Linked DNA regions of Homo sapiens: region 1 is linked to region 2. The links are chromatin loops, found by intact Hi-C in ENCODE. Cell type or tissue: ascending aorta. All regions are shown on one strand. Region 1 overlaps SLC4A5 (solute carrier family 4 member 5). Region 2 has its middle 28 kb from the start of BOLA3.

What was found. Hi-C counts contacts between places; a loop is a spot of excess contacts. Peaks named below come from ENCODE experiments on the same cell type or tissue, not always from the same donor. Only the 100,000 strongest peaks of a DNase experiment are listed, where the experiment ranks them.
Region 1: it touches region 2 in a loop (4-fold over the local background); 2 of 110 quality-filtered maps call a loop at or near these places.

Annotation. Positions count from the first base shown.
Region 1 is chr2:74,257,593-74,265,592 of GRCh38, forward strand. It overlaps SLC4A5 (solute carrier family 4 member 5), which reads right to left. Exons shown (of 31, transcript NM_133478.3): 9 at 7,512-7,672; 10 at 6,555-6,707; 11 at 4,545-4,640; 12 at 1,996-2,051. Among named protein-coding and RNA genes, the nearest start is that of MTHFD2, 63 kb to the left of the region's middle. In ascending aorta, a CTCF peak has its summit at 4,135 (motif pointing left); a DNase peak (open chromatin) is centred at 4,099.
Region 2 is chr2:74,116,361-74,124,360 of GRCh38, forward strand. It overlaps a transcript of TET3 not described here and the pseudogene FNBP1P1. Among named protein-coding and RNA genes, the nearest start is that of BOLA3, 28 kb to the right of the region's middle. RefSeq lists enhancers at 3,910-4,269, 7,213-7,915. In ascending aorta, CTCF peaks have their summits at 3,177 and 3,933 (motif pointing right); DNase peaks (open chromatin) are centred at 3,941 and 4,231; H3K4me3 peaks cover 1,506 bases; H3K27ac peaks cover 948 bases.

The DNA.
Region 1 (8,000 bases), 140 kb after region 2:
TTTTGAGACAAGAGTCTCACTCTGTCGTAAAGGCTGGAGTGCAGTGGCACCATCTTGGCTCACTGCAACCTCCTCCTCCTGGGTTCAAGCAGTTCTCGTGCCTGTCTGGCACATGCCTGGGACTACAGGCATGTGCCACCACGCCCGGCTAATTTTTGTATTTTTGATCGAGATAGGGTTTCTCCATGTTGGCCAGGCTGGTCTCAAACTCCTGGCCTCAATCCATCAGCCTCAGCCTCCCAAACTGCTGGAATTACAGGTGTGTGCCACCACACCTGGCCATCCAACCAACCCACTTGTAATACAGAAGATAAGAGAAATTTAACCAGGGAGTTGGTCCTTCCTTACACGTTGTGACATGTTTGGTAAGAAGGCCAGGGTTGTGGCATCCCAGAAATGGGAGCATGCTAGTGTTCCAACCAACCCTGGCTTGCCCAAAGCCTGGATGTGGGCTTGTATAACCAGGGCCCTGCTGACTCCACTTCCTGAACCCTTGGGGACTCCAATCTGGCTCTGCACTGCAGAGTCACTGCAGCACAACGATGCTGTCTGAATCTACTCTCTGTTCACTGGGAATCTGCCAGCTGAGGGCAGGCATGGAGTTTAGCTTTGCACAAATCAATGATGAAGAAAGAGCCTGCAGAGCAAATGCCTCTGGGCTTGCACCTGAAGAGCACCCAATAGCAGAGACCACTGATGCTGCAAATACCGAGAAGCAGCATCAAGTATCAGCAAGGAGAACCAGATGCTGGCGCTAGGTGATGGGTTCCAATCCCCAAATCAAGAAAGCACTGTCTGGTGAAAGGGACAGCTAGTGTTATTATTACCACTCACACATTCATTAAAACAGGTTATAAAAAACTTTTACTAGGTAATGCTTTCTTATCACAGTTGCACTGTCTGTATGCATGAGTAAAAGTGGTTTTCCTCTCCAAATAATGTTCCAGAATACTGACTAGTTCCTAAATTACTTCCAAGTTAAGGGCTCTGGAGTTAGACTGCCTAGGTCAAATCAAAGTTCTGTCTTTCAGCTGTATAGACTTTGGTGTGTTATTTAACTGCTGTAAGCCTCAGTGTTCTCTCATGAGTAAAATGGGAATGAAAATAGTGCCTTTGTGATTCACAGAAAATGCCTGGCACAGTGTAGTGCATGTGGTGTGGAGCTTAAATATTGATTGATTTTGTTACTGTTGTTATTAATTTATTTGTGCCCGGGACACTGACATGAGGGGCTGACTTTGTTTTTGCCTTCCACCAAACTTAGGGGTGGCTGGAAGGCCTGGAGGTCACCCAAGCTCCTGAAGGCTCCTCGCCAAGTCTCAGGTTTCCTTTGTCATCTTTCTTCCTACTCCTGGGGAGATAGACAAGGGGACCATGGGGCCTCCTGTCCTTGAGGTATGCAGGAGTTGGAATTAAGGGGGCCTCCTCTGGGCTTCCCCAAGGGGCACAGTCACAGGATTCTGGGGCTGTGGGCCTTAGAACTGGACCCAATTTGTTTGCAGAATTCTGATCTCATCACGAGGGTTTCAGCCCAGTTCATGGGAGACCACAGGAAGAAGATGCACTATTGGACAGTCTAATTAACTACCACTGTTCTCGCCACAGGGAGATTCTTTTCTGTCTCTCTGCCAGCCCCAGTCCCTATCCCATCTTTAAAGGTGCTTGTGGATCACAGGATAGATGAAGCCATGTGTGCTGGTCTTCTCTCTCCAACAAATCCCAAGCTCAAGGACAGCTGGCGCCTCATTTAATCATGTTCTCTGTCCCACACCCCCAGGGCCTGACACAGAGCCAGCACCTGGGACTCCGTCATTCCCCGACTACTGGCCTTGGCAAAGTCCCCCAGGCAGCCCAGAGTCCCCACTGGGGATCTTCCTGGAACTCCCACTCCTTTGTAGGAGTGGAACTCTGCCCATAGGGGATCCCTGCTCCTGAAACCAAAGACTTTTTCCTGCCCTGGCCCTCCATTGCAGCTAAGTGCAGGGGTTTTACTACCTGGTCTGTGTTTGGGGTGAGAGAAATGTCATTCATGCTTCTGCTCTGGGCATGACCTAGGAGAAAAGGAAAAGAAGATCCATCAGGGGAAGCCAGGCTCTTGCAGGTCCCTTTCCTATGGGCCCTACTCATGTACCTCTCCCATGTTCATAACCAAAGCAAACTCCCTCCCCCTTAATCCTGCAGTCCCCTTAAACTAGCATCCTCTCACTTTCCTTCTGTTCAATGGCTGCTTTCCTGAAAGAGGTGTTAGACTCCAGTTTCCACTGTTTCCTTCTCCCTCCTCAATCTACCACACTCTAGTCTCTACTCCTCCACCCCAACGTCTTGGATGTCACCAGGCTGTCTACTCTGGGTGTGGCTCTGCACCAGGCCCGGATAGGAGGAGGGACACAGACGCATTATTAGGTGAGGTTCCATGTGTCACTTAGCTTGGAATTTGCTGGAGGGGGAGCAGTTTCACCTCTGTCCTCCATGACCGGTGAGAGTCTTCAAACATGGGCTGGGGATTTAGGCTGGCAGAGGGAAGGAAGGTGGGCTTCCCATGAGAACAGTGATAGCCAATTATTTGAACTGCCCAATAGTTCCTTCCTCTGTTAAGAGAGAGAAAGCCAGCTCTCCTCTCCCACTAGCCCAATCTGGTGGACACCCTCAGACCTATCGTGTCTCGGCTATTGGCCTGTGCCACTCCTGGTGTCCAGAATGCTGCTCCTCTTGGCTCTCCTCCTCTCATTTCTGTCCCAGGATCCTCTCCTGCTTGGACATCCCAGGGCCTTGTCTTTGCTCTCATCCCCTCCAGGTGCCTCAGCCTCTCCGCTGGTCAATCGCTCCCACTCCTGTTGTTTCCAACACCCATTTGGGCTGAGGATGCCCAGGATGGATCTTTAGTCTGACTCCTCTTCTGAGCTGCAGACTCCTTGGAGCAGTCCCCTCTGGCACCTCAAATGCAACTCTTTACCTGCCCCCAAATCACTTTCCTCATGGACACATTCCACTCAATGCCCCTCCCTCCCATCCACCAGCCCTTTAGACAGAAATCTAGGAGCAGCCTTGGGCCCTCCCTCTTCCTCACCTCCTACTTCCCACCAGTACTTCAATTCCACCTCTGTCCCTTCCTCTCCATTCTGGAATGCAGGCTCAGTCTCTGCCTTCCAATGTTGCCCCTTCTAGATTATTCCTACTCAGACAGAAATCCGATCACAGCATGCTCCTGCTTCAAGCTTCCCAGGGGTTCCCATTATCTTCAGAATAAAACCCGGGTTCTTTTGCTGGGTGCACAAGGCCCTCTTTGATTTGACTCTCTCTTCCCTTTAACTCCTGCACTTCCTGTGAACTGGACTAATGTTTTTATTTTCATAGCTCCAGCTCCTTCTCTTCCATCCCCCAACCTCCTATTTGTTTTGTTTGTTTAGAACCCCCTCTTCCTCCTCCTTGCTCCTGGAAAACTTCTATTTATGCTCCAAGACTCAGTCAGTGTCTCCTCCTCTCTGATCCTTCCCCTGTGCGCTGTGTTCTGCATGCTGGGCCACCTCATGGCGGGTGCCCACCTTGAATATGACCTGGTTCACACAAAGCTGCAATCATCCATTCGTGCCTCTTGTCCCAGTGGTTCCCACCCCTAAGCAGTGTCAGTAGGGAGGTGACCTCATATACAATGATAACTGAGTGGAAGGTCTTCCCGAAGCCACTCTGTACCCACTGAACACTGCCACTGGGCATCCCTATGTGGCATAACAAAGCTGGGGAGACTAAGAGGACTTGGGTCATCAGGACAGAGAGAGAAGACTGCAGCAAATGCCTGCTGTGCCCAAGGCCACAGGCAGGGGCTGCATTGCCCCCAAGTCACTCCTTGGGCCTGGACAGGGGTACAGCACTGGGCTGAACTTGTTAACATCTTGGCATTTTAGTAAAAGTACCTGAAGGAAAATAGTCCTTCACTGCTTTTTCTTTTTCACTTCACTTTCTAAGTTCGCTCCTTTCTTTTCCCCAGCTCGCCTGTCTGTGTATCCCTGACGAGGTGCATGTAAAACCTGTCTGTCACCTCTCACCTCAAACCCACACCCCGCCCCCTACCAGCCATTCCCAGAAAAAAGGGGCCGTGACTCTGCCCACATTTCTTCTCCATGGTGGCATGAGACTGCCACCCAGTGATGGGAATGCTGCCTGACTGAACTGAAGGAAAGGACCTTGCCTGTTTTTGATTCCATTTCCAGGAAAGCTTTTCACCAAAAAACAGGGTTAATGTCAGTTTGATGAAGATGAAGGTACAGACTAAGATAAAAACACCTAGAATATGGGAGTGGGTATTGATTACACCAGGATGTGACTGACAGCCTCATTTTTCAGAGGAATGACTTGAATATTATGGTAGTAAATGAGGCCCTGAGAGCAGCCTGGGTTTAGAGTGAAAGTTAGGCTCCTCCTGATGCATGCCCTGAGAATTCTTGGCAGATCCTGGGCTTTGTCTCCCCCACCTATGGCAATGTGGCCATGTCACAGCTGCCACAGCCTGAATAAAGCTGCCACAGAGCGGCAGAGCACACACTCACACAGACGTCCGTAATTTGCACTCTGCCGCATCCGCAGGTCTTCCGTGGAGTGGTGTAGACTCGGGCCAGCACCAGGGCTCCGGGCAGGACTGCGATCTGGGAGGAGAATCAGAAGGGACTTGGCTTCGACAGCCTTGCTGGTGTAGCGAAGCCTCTTGGGTTAGTTCACTTTAACTAAATAAAACTGGGTGGCAAGACATGTCTCTTCCCCTTCTGGGAAGAAATTCTTTTTTTTTTTTTTTTTTTAATTTAAGCAAGTCAATAGTCTGAACAAGATTACAGGCTGGGCACGATGGCTCACGCCTGTAATCCCAGCACTTTGGGAGGCTGAGGTGGGTGGATGACCTGAGGTCAGGAGTTTGAGACCAGCCTGGCCAACATGGTGAAACCCTGTATCTACTAAAATACAAAAAATAGCCAGGCATGGTGGTGGGCACCTGTAATCCCAGCTACTTGGGAGGCTGAGGCAGGAGAATCACTTGAATCCAGGAGGCAGAGTTTGCAGTGAGCTGAGATCGCGCCATTGCACTCCAGCCTGGGTGACAGAGTGAGACTCCGTCTCAAAAAAAAAAAAAAGAACAAGATTAGAGAGAATATCTGTACTGTTGAAAGTGAGAGAGATACACAGTGCATTAAATGGGCACAAGGTGTAGTAGACTGCTTGGGTTCATCCCTGATTCCACCACTTAATGGCTTTGTGACCTTAGGCAAGTTACTTAAACTCTCTGTGCCTCAGGCGTCTCATCTGTAAAATGGAGACAAGAACCGTACCTACACGCCACAGCATTTTTGTGAGGATGAAGTGAGTTAAAACAGGAAGAGCACTCAGAATAGTGCCCAGAATGTAGTTAAGTGCTGAGTATGTATCTGTTGCTATTATGGTATGTTAAACACTTCCCGTTGTTTTGGGAGCGATTTTTTGAGACAAGGACTTGCTCTGTTGCCCAGGCTGGAGTGCAATGGCACGATCTCTGCTCACTGCAACCTCCGTCTCCTGGGTTCAAGCGATCCTCCCATCTCAGCCTCCTGATTAGCTGGGACTACAGGTGTGTGCCACCACACTTGGCTAATTTTTTGTAAGGCGGGGTTTATGCCATGGGGTTTAAGCCATGAGGTTTATGTATTTCTTGTAGAGATGGGGTTTATGCCATGTCACCCAGGCTGGTCGCAAACTCCTGAGCTCAAGCAATCCACCCACCTTGGACTCTCAAAGTGCTGGGATTACAGGTGTGGGCCACCATGTCCGGCCCACTTCCCATTTTTAAGTAATTCATTTAAAGAGGTTCCTCAATGTTTTTAATGTAGCAACTTTGCTCTGGTTACTGTGTTTGTCTGACAGGCTCAGTAGGGCTAGTGTCCCTGGGCATCTAGGCTGGGATACTGATAGTGGAATGTTGGAGATTTGAGATGTGTACATGCAACAAGCCACTCTCTCTAAATGGCCCCAGGTCCTGCTAATCAGAGTGACATCAGCCACCAGATCTACAAGCCCTGGCACTCTTGAGATAAGCCCAGCCCCTTCTACCACCCTGATGTGTTCCATTTTCTGCTGAGGCTCTTGACCTCTCTAGGGGGTTTGATGTGAAACTTTTGGGTCCTTTCCATAGCAAGCCATCTCTACCAGCATTTCCCAATGCTGTGTGACATAAGAATCTCTTGGGGTGCATTCTAACTTCTCTTTTTCTAGGCCATACCCCAGAACAATTGACTCCAACTCTCCAAGGTGGGGCCCAGGCATTAGGACACATCTCAAGCCCCAAAGTGATCTGCCACATGCAGCCCTGGCTGGGAACCAACTCTCTCCCTAGAAATTGTTCTGCTCTGGTGGTGGGAACAACACGGGAGTGTGGCTGGGGTCCCCACAGGCCTGCCAGAGAAGGAGGCTGAGGGATCCCCAGAACATCAGAATTTCTCCAGAAACTCCCAGCCCCTAAGGTGGGCTCACCCGGGTACCAGGGCCTGATACTGGCCCTGCATGTCCCATGCCTACCAGCGTAAGGCCTGACTCACTTGTGGTGGAGACTGACTTCCCAATGTCAGCTAAGGAGCGGTGGATGGGCTTCTTGGTTTGGTGGCGGTGCCTCCTCAGGAGGACGTAACTGACCCTCTCCCGGAGCTCTGGCCGCAGGAGACCATCCTCAATCTGCTTCTCAATGACATCATCTGTGTGGAAAACATACACACCTCATCCCTGTGGGACAGAACAGCTCCAGGGTATGGAAGTCTTCAGTTTCACCTGTTATTAGTGGGATTAAATGTGGCAGAGGGGGTGTGGAAGTACTCCTGGCTTTGCCACTAGCTGTGGAAAACTGGGCACATCACCAACTCTTGGCCTCCTCCTGTTCAAGGGCACGTGTGTGTGTGTGTGTGTGTGTGTGTGTGTGTCTGCTCTTTCTGTCAATGTTCTTATGAAAAGTGAAATAAACAGTACATATGAAACTGCCCCAGGAGGCACAAAAGTACTGTGTTCAATGGTTTTAGTCCTAAAATGAACTCTTTTTAGAAAAGTATTTTGGGCAAAATACTTCTGGCAAAATCCAATGTGCTAGAACAAAACTCACAAAAATTTTTAGGGGTGTTAAGGCAAGCCAACTCCTCCCTTCGACACACCACTAAATGACAGCTAATTTCCTAAAGATGAATGATGACCCATTTTACCCTGAAAAGAAACAGGTTGTCATGGCAAGAGGTATCTCTGACTATGCAAGAGGCCCTCTCCCCTTTTACCACATTTCTGGATGGCATTTTGGAGGATGGTCTTTTCCTCTCTACTGGAGGTCTACATGGTACTGAAACTTGGAGTGACTATGATCCTGCCCTGGGAGCAACAGAGTCAAAGCTGGTCTCTGCAGAATCAGGTGTCAGAGACGGGCCGTCACACAGACTTGAGGGCAGGCATGAGGTCAGGGGAGCTGCCCTGGTTTGCAGGGACCACAGGAGAGATGCACACAGTGGCCCCTGCCTCACCTATGATCTGTGGTAAGGAGCCACTGTCCAAATCCAGCAGCACCGTCCCCGTCTGCAGGCAGGTACGGAGCTCGAAGAGGCTGTGCAGGGATAGTGTGGACACGTGGGGCTTGCTCCAGCGTTCGCCGCCTTCCTCTACCTTTTCTTCAAACTTTATCCACCTGGAAGGGTAAGGATGGGGCTCAGTGTGGCCAGGGCCCTCAGGAGGAGGCCTCACCTGGGTCTCCCCAAAAGAGGGGTGTCATGTGGGTTCATGCTATGTATGTGGTTGTGGTGTTGGTCCCAGACTCACAGGCAGAGGATCTCTTGGGGATCCCCTCATTTGTCCCCCACTCCTCCTGATACTGTCATGTGAAGGAAAGTGGCATCCAGAGAAGTATACAGGGGCATGAGGGATCTTCTGGGAGTGATGGAAATGTTCTAAAATTGGATTATGGTGACAGTTGCACAATTCCATACATTTTCTAAAAATCATTTACCAGTACACTT
Region 2 (8,000 bases):
TATCCCCAGGAAAGGAAATCATTATATCAAAGAGATATCTGGGAGGGCACGGTGGCTCATGCCTGTAATCCCAGCACTTTGGGAGGCCAAGGCAGGCAGATTACCTGAGGTCAGGAGTTCAAGACCAGCCAACATGGTGAAATCCCAGCTCTACTAAAAATGCAAAAAATTAGCTGGGTGTGGTGGTGTGTGTGTGTGCCTGTAGTCCCAGCTACTCGGCAGGCTGAGGCACGAGAATTGCTTGAACCCAGGAGGTGGAGGTTGCAGTGAGCCCAGATAGCGCCACTTCACTCCAGCCTGAGCAGCAGAGTGAGACTCCATCCCAAGTTAAAAAAAAAAAAAAAAAACACTGTGTACCCCATGAATATGTACAATTATTATTTGTCAATTTAAAAAAATTAAAAGAACAAACAAAAAGATTAAAAAGAGCATCTTGCCAGGTGTGGTGGCTCGTGCCTGTAATCCCAGCACTTTGGGTGCGGCTAGGGGAGCTGTCAGCAGTCCATGGTGAGCAAAGCCCCAGCTGTGCATGAGACACTCCAGGGAGGGAGAAGGGGACTCAGACACTAAGGGGCTGGCAGGGAAGAGAAGCCAGGAGGGAGGTGAGCAGCAACCAGGGAACTCAGGGAAGCACCTCAAATGGGCAAGGGAGAGGGGAGCGGGGAGATGGGCAAGGGGTATGTGAAAGAACCCAGTGGGAACTCTGATTGGGAGCAGAAGAGGTGGTAAGAAGGGGTCAGATTGTGCTTGTGTTTTGAAGGTAAAGAGATAAATCAGGATTTGTTTTTGAATTGTAACCTCCACCTCCTGGGTTCAAGCAATTCTACTGCCTCGGGCTCCCAAGTAGCTGGGATTACAGGTATGTGCCACCATGCCTGGCTAATTTTTGTATTTTTAGTAGAGATGGGGTTTCACCATTTTAGCCAGGCTGGCCTTGAACTCCTGACCTCAGGTGATCCACCTGCTTCAGCCTCCCAAAGTGCTGGAATTACAGGCATGAGCCACCATGCCCGGCCTATTTTATTATTTTTTAAAGACAAGGTCTTACTTTCTCCCAGGCTGGAGTGCAGTGGTGCGATCTTGACTCACTGCAGCCTCTGCCTCCTGTGAGGCTCAAGTGATCCTCCTCCCTCAACCTCCTGAGTACCTGGGACCACAGGCATGCATGGGATTACAGACCTTTTGATCCTAAAAAATGTCAAATTTATAGAAAATTTGCACAAATGGTACAATGAGCACCCACATACTCTTCACCTAGATTCACCATTTTTTAGCATTTTTGTCATACAGTTGTCCCTTGAGCAACACTGGTTTGTCAAGAATGCATAAAATACAGGTAGATATTAGTCTATTTTATCATGTTCTACCATAAAATACACAAAATCTATTATATATATTTTTTTATAACGGAGTCATGCCCTGTCGCCCAGGCTGGAACGCAATGACACAATCTTGGCTCACTGCAACCTCTGCCTCCCGGATTCAAATGATTCTCCTGCCTCAGCCTCCTGAGTAGCTGGGATTACAGGCACCCACCACCACACCCAGCTAATTTTTGTATTTTTAGTAGTGACGGGGTTTCACCATGTTGGCCAGGCTGGTCTCGAACTCCTGACCTCGTGATCCACCCACCTCAGTCTCCCAAAGTGCTGGGATTACAGGCATGAGCCACTGCACCCGACCCACAAATCTATTATAAAAAATTAAAATTGATAAAAACCAAGTACCTGCTTTAAACACCTGTGACGCTAATCATCTCCACGAGAGCAGATACTATCACCAGTAAATTGCATACTATAGTAAAAAGTGATCTCTTGTGGTTTTCACGTGTCTTTCATTGTGTTTAGCACAACGCTGTAAATCTTGAATAACACCATGGCACCCACACGTAGTGCCTCTAGTAATGGTGGAAGTGCTCCCGAGAAGCAAAGTCAAGTCATGACATTACAAGAACAAGTTGAATTGCTTGATATGTACCATGGATTGAGGTCTGCAGCTGCAGTTGCCCACCATTTCAGACAGACGATTCATCTTAAAAAGACAATTGAAACTTACAGTATCAGTAAGCACAGTACGGTACTGTAAATGTATTTTCATTACGATTTTCTTAATATTTTCTTTTCTCTGGCTTACTTTATTGTAAGAATACAGTATATAATACATATAACATACAAAATAACTATATTATCAGTAAGGCTTCTGGTCAACAGTAGCCTATTAGTAAAGTTTTTGGGGAGTCAAAATGTATATGTGGGTTAGTCAGAATGCTTAACTGACATTGTTCAAAAGTCACATTGTATTTGCTTTTCTCTCTGAATACACATACACACACACATATATTTACATTTACATATATATAAACATATATATAACACATATATATGAACCATTTGGGAATTTGTTGCAGACATCAAGACACTTCTCCTGTAAATACTTTTGTCTGTATGTCCTAAGAACAGTCATTCTCCTTCATAACTACATAAAATTATTGCACCCAGGAAACTGATATATTATCTAATATTGAGTTCATATTCAAATTTATCCAACTTTTGCAATAATGTCTCTTATAATTGTGTTTTCCTCCTAAACCAAGACTCAAACCAAGATCCAGTCCAGAATCACACCATGCATGTAAGTTGTAGTTTCTTGACCCTTCTTTGATCTGCAGACTGCTGCCCTATCACTTTGTTCTTTCACAATATTGCCAACTTTTGGCTGGGTGCGGTGGCTCACGCCTGTAATCCCAGCACTTTGGGAGGCTGAGGCGGGATCACTTGAGGTCAGGAGTTTGAGACCACCCTGGCCAACATAGTGAAACCCTGGCTCTACTAAAAATCCAAAAATTAGCTGGGTATGGTGTCACGTGCCTGTAATCCCAGATACTTCGGAGGCTGAGGCAGGAGAATTGCTTGAACCGGGGAGGCGGAGGTTGCAGTGAGCCGAGATCGCACCACTGCACTTCAGCCTGGGAGACAGAGTGAGACTCTATCTCAAAAAAAAAAAAAAAAAAGATATTGCCATCTTTTAAGAACTCAAGTCAATTGCTTTGCAGAATGTTCCTCAATTTTGATTTGTCTGATTGTTTCTTCATTAATCAGGTTGAGCCTATTAGAAATACTACCCAGATGATGTGTGTTCTTCCTGTTCCTCACACCAGGAGGCACACAGTCTCAGTTTGTCCTATTACTGGAAATGCTAAGTTTGACTTTTGGCTAAGGCAATGTCCAGCAAATGTCTCCATTGCCTGAAAAATTTCCCCTTTATAATTAATAAGTAATCCAGGAGGTGTTACTTTAAGACTGTGTGAATAACCTATTCCCAGTCTTTCACCTAATAGTTTCAGCTTCCACTGGTGATTCTTGGCTGAATCAATTATTACCACGATTGCTGCAAAATGGTGGATTTCCAATTTTATAATTCCTATATTTATTGGTTGTCATTCTACTGTTTTGAAAAAGCATCTTTACTTCTCTCTCCTTTTATATTAATATTAGTGTAGTAGTTGTGGTAATATGAACCCATGGATTCTTTTTAATTGAATGTTTTAAATACTTGTCAAATTATACAAAATTCAACCAACGGCAGCCCCTTCAAACTTATTCCTGTGGCCTTTTGACATTCCTTGGGTGCTTCTGTTTTCTGTTACAGGCCTGAGGTGTCAGCAGGAAAGACGTACTAGTGGCCCCTGAAGCCCTGTTACCTCGGGCCTCTAGGACTTTCGATAGGCCGCCTCCCTTCTCTTAAGAGCCCACAGGTTGGACCTCCAGGTTCTTCCCTGGGTGCTCCCGGAAGGACGCTGCTTCGGGCTCCTCCCGGGGGAACTCCATTCTAGGCGCCCGGCTCCCGGCTCCCCCGCCCGCCCAACCCCGGAGCGCTCCATTCTCCTTGCCAGGCTGCAAACTCCGCCTCCGGTCGCTCTGGCCGACGGCCTCCACGGCGGCAGGGGGCGACCTCTCGGCAAGACTTTCCGCCGGGGTCCCAGCCCGGCAGGAGCTTCCGGAGAGATGGCGGGCGACGTCCGTACCTCTCCGTCTTTCCCTCCTGGGCTGGTGCCGTGGCTACGCCCCGGCCGCTCCACACACCTACCCGGGGGGAACGTGTGCCTGGGCCGCTGGAGTCGCGAATGGCCGGTTATTCACACGTTCAAGTACCCAAGGCAGGCGGCCCTGCAGGCGTCGTCGCGGGTTCTTCCGGCCATCTTGTTGAGGAGGGACCGGAAGGAGGAGCGGCTGAGGAGCCCAAGGAGCGGGGCGGCGGCCACTAGGAGCTCAGGAGGCAAGGGCGTGGCCGAGTGGGACCCACTTGCCTGCCTGGACCCAGAACTCTGGGATCAGTTTGACAACTTAGAAAATCGATAGTCTTGAGAAATTCATCATATCTGCCAAGGAAAGGACTGAGATTGAACTCAGCTATACAAAACAACTCAGGAATCTTTTAAAGACATGCCAACCTAAAAGGAACTGGAAGGAGAAAGAATACATTACGTAAAACTCTCCTTCCCTCCCTGTGAACAAAATGAGTGATCACGCTAGGCAGCATTAAGTTATCTTCTTTGAGGTCTTGAACTTTCAGATCACCGTGGAGTTACAAGGGCATGTTCAAAACCAAAAGCAGGAGAGGAAATCTCACTTTCATGATGCCCAGAAGGCACAACCACCGACAGAGACTTGATGGAAGCAACTTGAGGCAAGTAAAAGACAATTGAGATTATAAAAAGGCTGCTGAGCACATCAGTATTTTGAGAAAATGCCATATGTTTTAAAAACACGTTTTTAAAAGTCGATGTTGAAAAAGGCACACCACCAAGCTGCGAAAACATCACCAATGGCAGAAGACGGCAGACTACTCAATGAGAATTGAATTACTCATCAATTCAAGAAATTTGACACTGAGCTGCAGGAATTTTACCATCCTAATAGTTCCAACAACTTCCAGAAAATACAAGAGATAGAGGGAAAGAGGATAGTGAGAATGAGAGAATCAGTGAAGACATATGTAGCGATTGGGCAACAGGTGATAGCAATCAATAGGAGATGCTTGGAGAGAATAGTAAAGGCAACTGAATCAATGATCAGAAAAATGTCACAGCTGGTAATAAAAACTTTCAAGTCAGAGTGTGAGCCTCCTGGAGACATCTGAGGACTACACTCTGCCAATAAGGTGCTTGATAATAGTCTTTCAGATTTCTGAGGAGAAGGCAAACCAGGGTCAGCTGTGGTGGCAAATTGAAAGGAAACTTCTGGCTGTTCATAAAAATGTATAAATAAAGCTCCAAAGCAGCAAAAGGAACTGATTGGTTTAATGAGCTCGTTATCAAACCCAATATTGGCTGCTTCAAAAGTCTATAATGTAGGCTGGGCACAGTGGTTCACACCAGTAATCATCCCAGCATATTGGGAGTCTGAGGCAGGTGGATCAGTCGAGGTCAGGAGTTTCAGACCAGCCTGGACAACATGGTGAAACCCCATCTCTACCAAAAATACAAAAATTAACCAGATGTGGTGGTGCACACCTGTAATCCCAGCTACTTGGGAGGCTGAGATGGGAGAATCGCTTGGACCTGGGAGGTGGAGGTTGCAGTAAGCTGAGATCATGCCACTGCACTCCAACCTGGGTGACAGAGTGAGACTCCATCTCAAAGAAAAAAGTCTGTAGTGTAAGGGGTGTAACCCCAGAGGATGTTGGCAGTCTTCCACCTCAACTGAAAAGGAAAAAACTACAAGAGAAAGTCAATGAAATAAATACAGATGGAGATGGATCAAAGAAATGGCATAACAAAAATGAAAAACATGTACAAAAGAAATCTTCAAATGGGAGATACAGCCAGTTTGAGTCACAAATTAACAAAATTCAGACAAAAATATAGAAAAACAAGAGGCCCAGAAATTTGAAGTCTAGCTGCCTGAGGTTGAAGGCAGGCTCACACAATCAAGTGAACAGGCCTGACAACAGAGTGGAATGTACAAAAACCCAATCCAAAATCCCAGAGAGGTTTGCACAAGACTGGAAGGACTCAGAAGGCAGTTACATAGAGGAGCCAGTCAAGAAAGTGGGGTGAGGAGTTCTGGTTGTGGATTTTGATAGTGAAATATATATATGTGTGTGTGTGTGTGTATATATAAATACATACATATATATATATATATATATATTTTTTTTTTTTTTTTTTTTTTGAGATAGTCTTGCTCTGTTACCCAGGCTGGAGTGCAGTGGCTCGATCATGGCTTACTGTAGCCTCGACCTCCCAGGCTCAAGCTGTTCTCCTACCTCAGCCTCCCAAGTAGCTGGGACTAAAGGCATGTGCCACTACACCTAGCTTTTTTTTTTTTTTTTTTTTTTTTGCCACATGCCGCCACACCCAGCTAATGTTTTTATTTTTTATGGAGATGGGGTTTCACCTTGTTGGCCAGGATGGTCTTGATCTCCTGACCCTGTGATCGGCCTGCCTCAGCCTCCCAAAATGCTGGGATTACAGGCATGAGCCACCGTGGCCAGCCTAATTTTTGTATTTTTTATAGAGATGGGATTTCACAATTTTGCCCAGGCTGGCCTTGAACTCCTGGGCTCAAACGATCCACCCACCTTGGCCTCCCAGAGTGCTGAGATTACAGGCATGAGAAACCACACCCAGCCTTGATAATGAATTTGATAAGGAACTGCTTCCTGCCTTAGGGACTTGGAAAACCCTCTACATGTTTGAAGTTCAGAATGAAGGAATCATTTCAATAGTTGAAGCAAAAATATTGTATATTATAGAGGAAAATGAAGGTGCTGCGTGAATCTGCTTTTGGAAAAATGAAGATGAAAAGAGTTAAGTCCCTACTTTGTCAACATTGATTTGGACTAAAATGCCAAAGGTGCTAACATGTCAAATCGCTTGAATTCAGGCGGCAAAGATGGCAGTGAGCCAAGATCACACCACTCCACTCCAGCCTGAGCGACGGAGCGAGACTCTGTCTCAATGAATAAATAAATAGGCCACACGCGCTGGCTCACGCCTGTAATCCCAGCACTTTGGGAGGCCAAGGCGGGCGGATCACGAGTTCAGGAGATCAACACCATCCTGGCTAACATGGTGAAACCCTGTCTCTACTAAAAATACAAAAAACTGGACCCGGCCTGTGGGCGGAACCGACCAAGAAACACGCCAGCCAGGGCAGGGGCGTGCAGGAGGGATTCGGTAACCCCAGAGAGGAGTGGGAAATCAGGAAAGGCTGGAGTGCAGTGGCGTGATCTCGGCTCGCTACAACCTCCACCTCCCAGCCGCCTGCCTTGGCCTCCCAAAGTGCCGAGGTTGCAGCCTCTGCCCGGCCACCACCCCGTCTGGGAAGTGAGGAGCGTTTTTCTGCCTGGCCGCCCATCGTCAGGGATGTGAGGAGCCCTTCTGACCGGCTGCCCAGTCTGGGAAGTGAGGAGCGCCTCTTCCCGGCCGCCATCCCGTCTAGGAAGTGAGGAGTGTCTCTGCCCGGCCGCCCATCGTCTGAGATGTGGGGAGCGCCTCTGCCCCGCCGCCCCGTCTGGGATGTGAGGAGCGCCTCTGCCAGGCCGCGACCTCGTCTGGGAACTGAGGAGCGTCTCTGCCCGACTGCCACCCCATCTGGGAGGTGAGGAGCGTCTCTGCCCGGCCGCCCCGTCTGAGAAGTGAGGAGCCCCTCCGCCCGGCAGCCACCCCGTCTGGGAAGTGAGGAGCCCCTCCGCCCGGCAGCCGCCCCATCTGCGAAGTGAGGAGCCCCTCCGCCCAGCAGCTGCCCGGTCCAGGAGGTGGGGGGCAGCCCCCGCCCCGCCAGCCGCCCCATCTGGGAGGGAGGTGGGGGGCAGCCCCCGCCCGGCCAGCCACCCCATCCGGGAGGGAGGTGGGGGGGTCAGCCCCCGCCCAGCCAGCCGCCCCGTCCGGGAGGGAGGTGGGGGGTCAGCCCCCGCCCAGCCAGCCACCCCGTCTGGGAGGGAGGTGGGGGGTCAGCCCCTGCCCGGCCAGCCGCCCCGTCCGGGAGGTGAGGGTC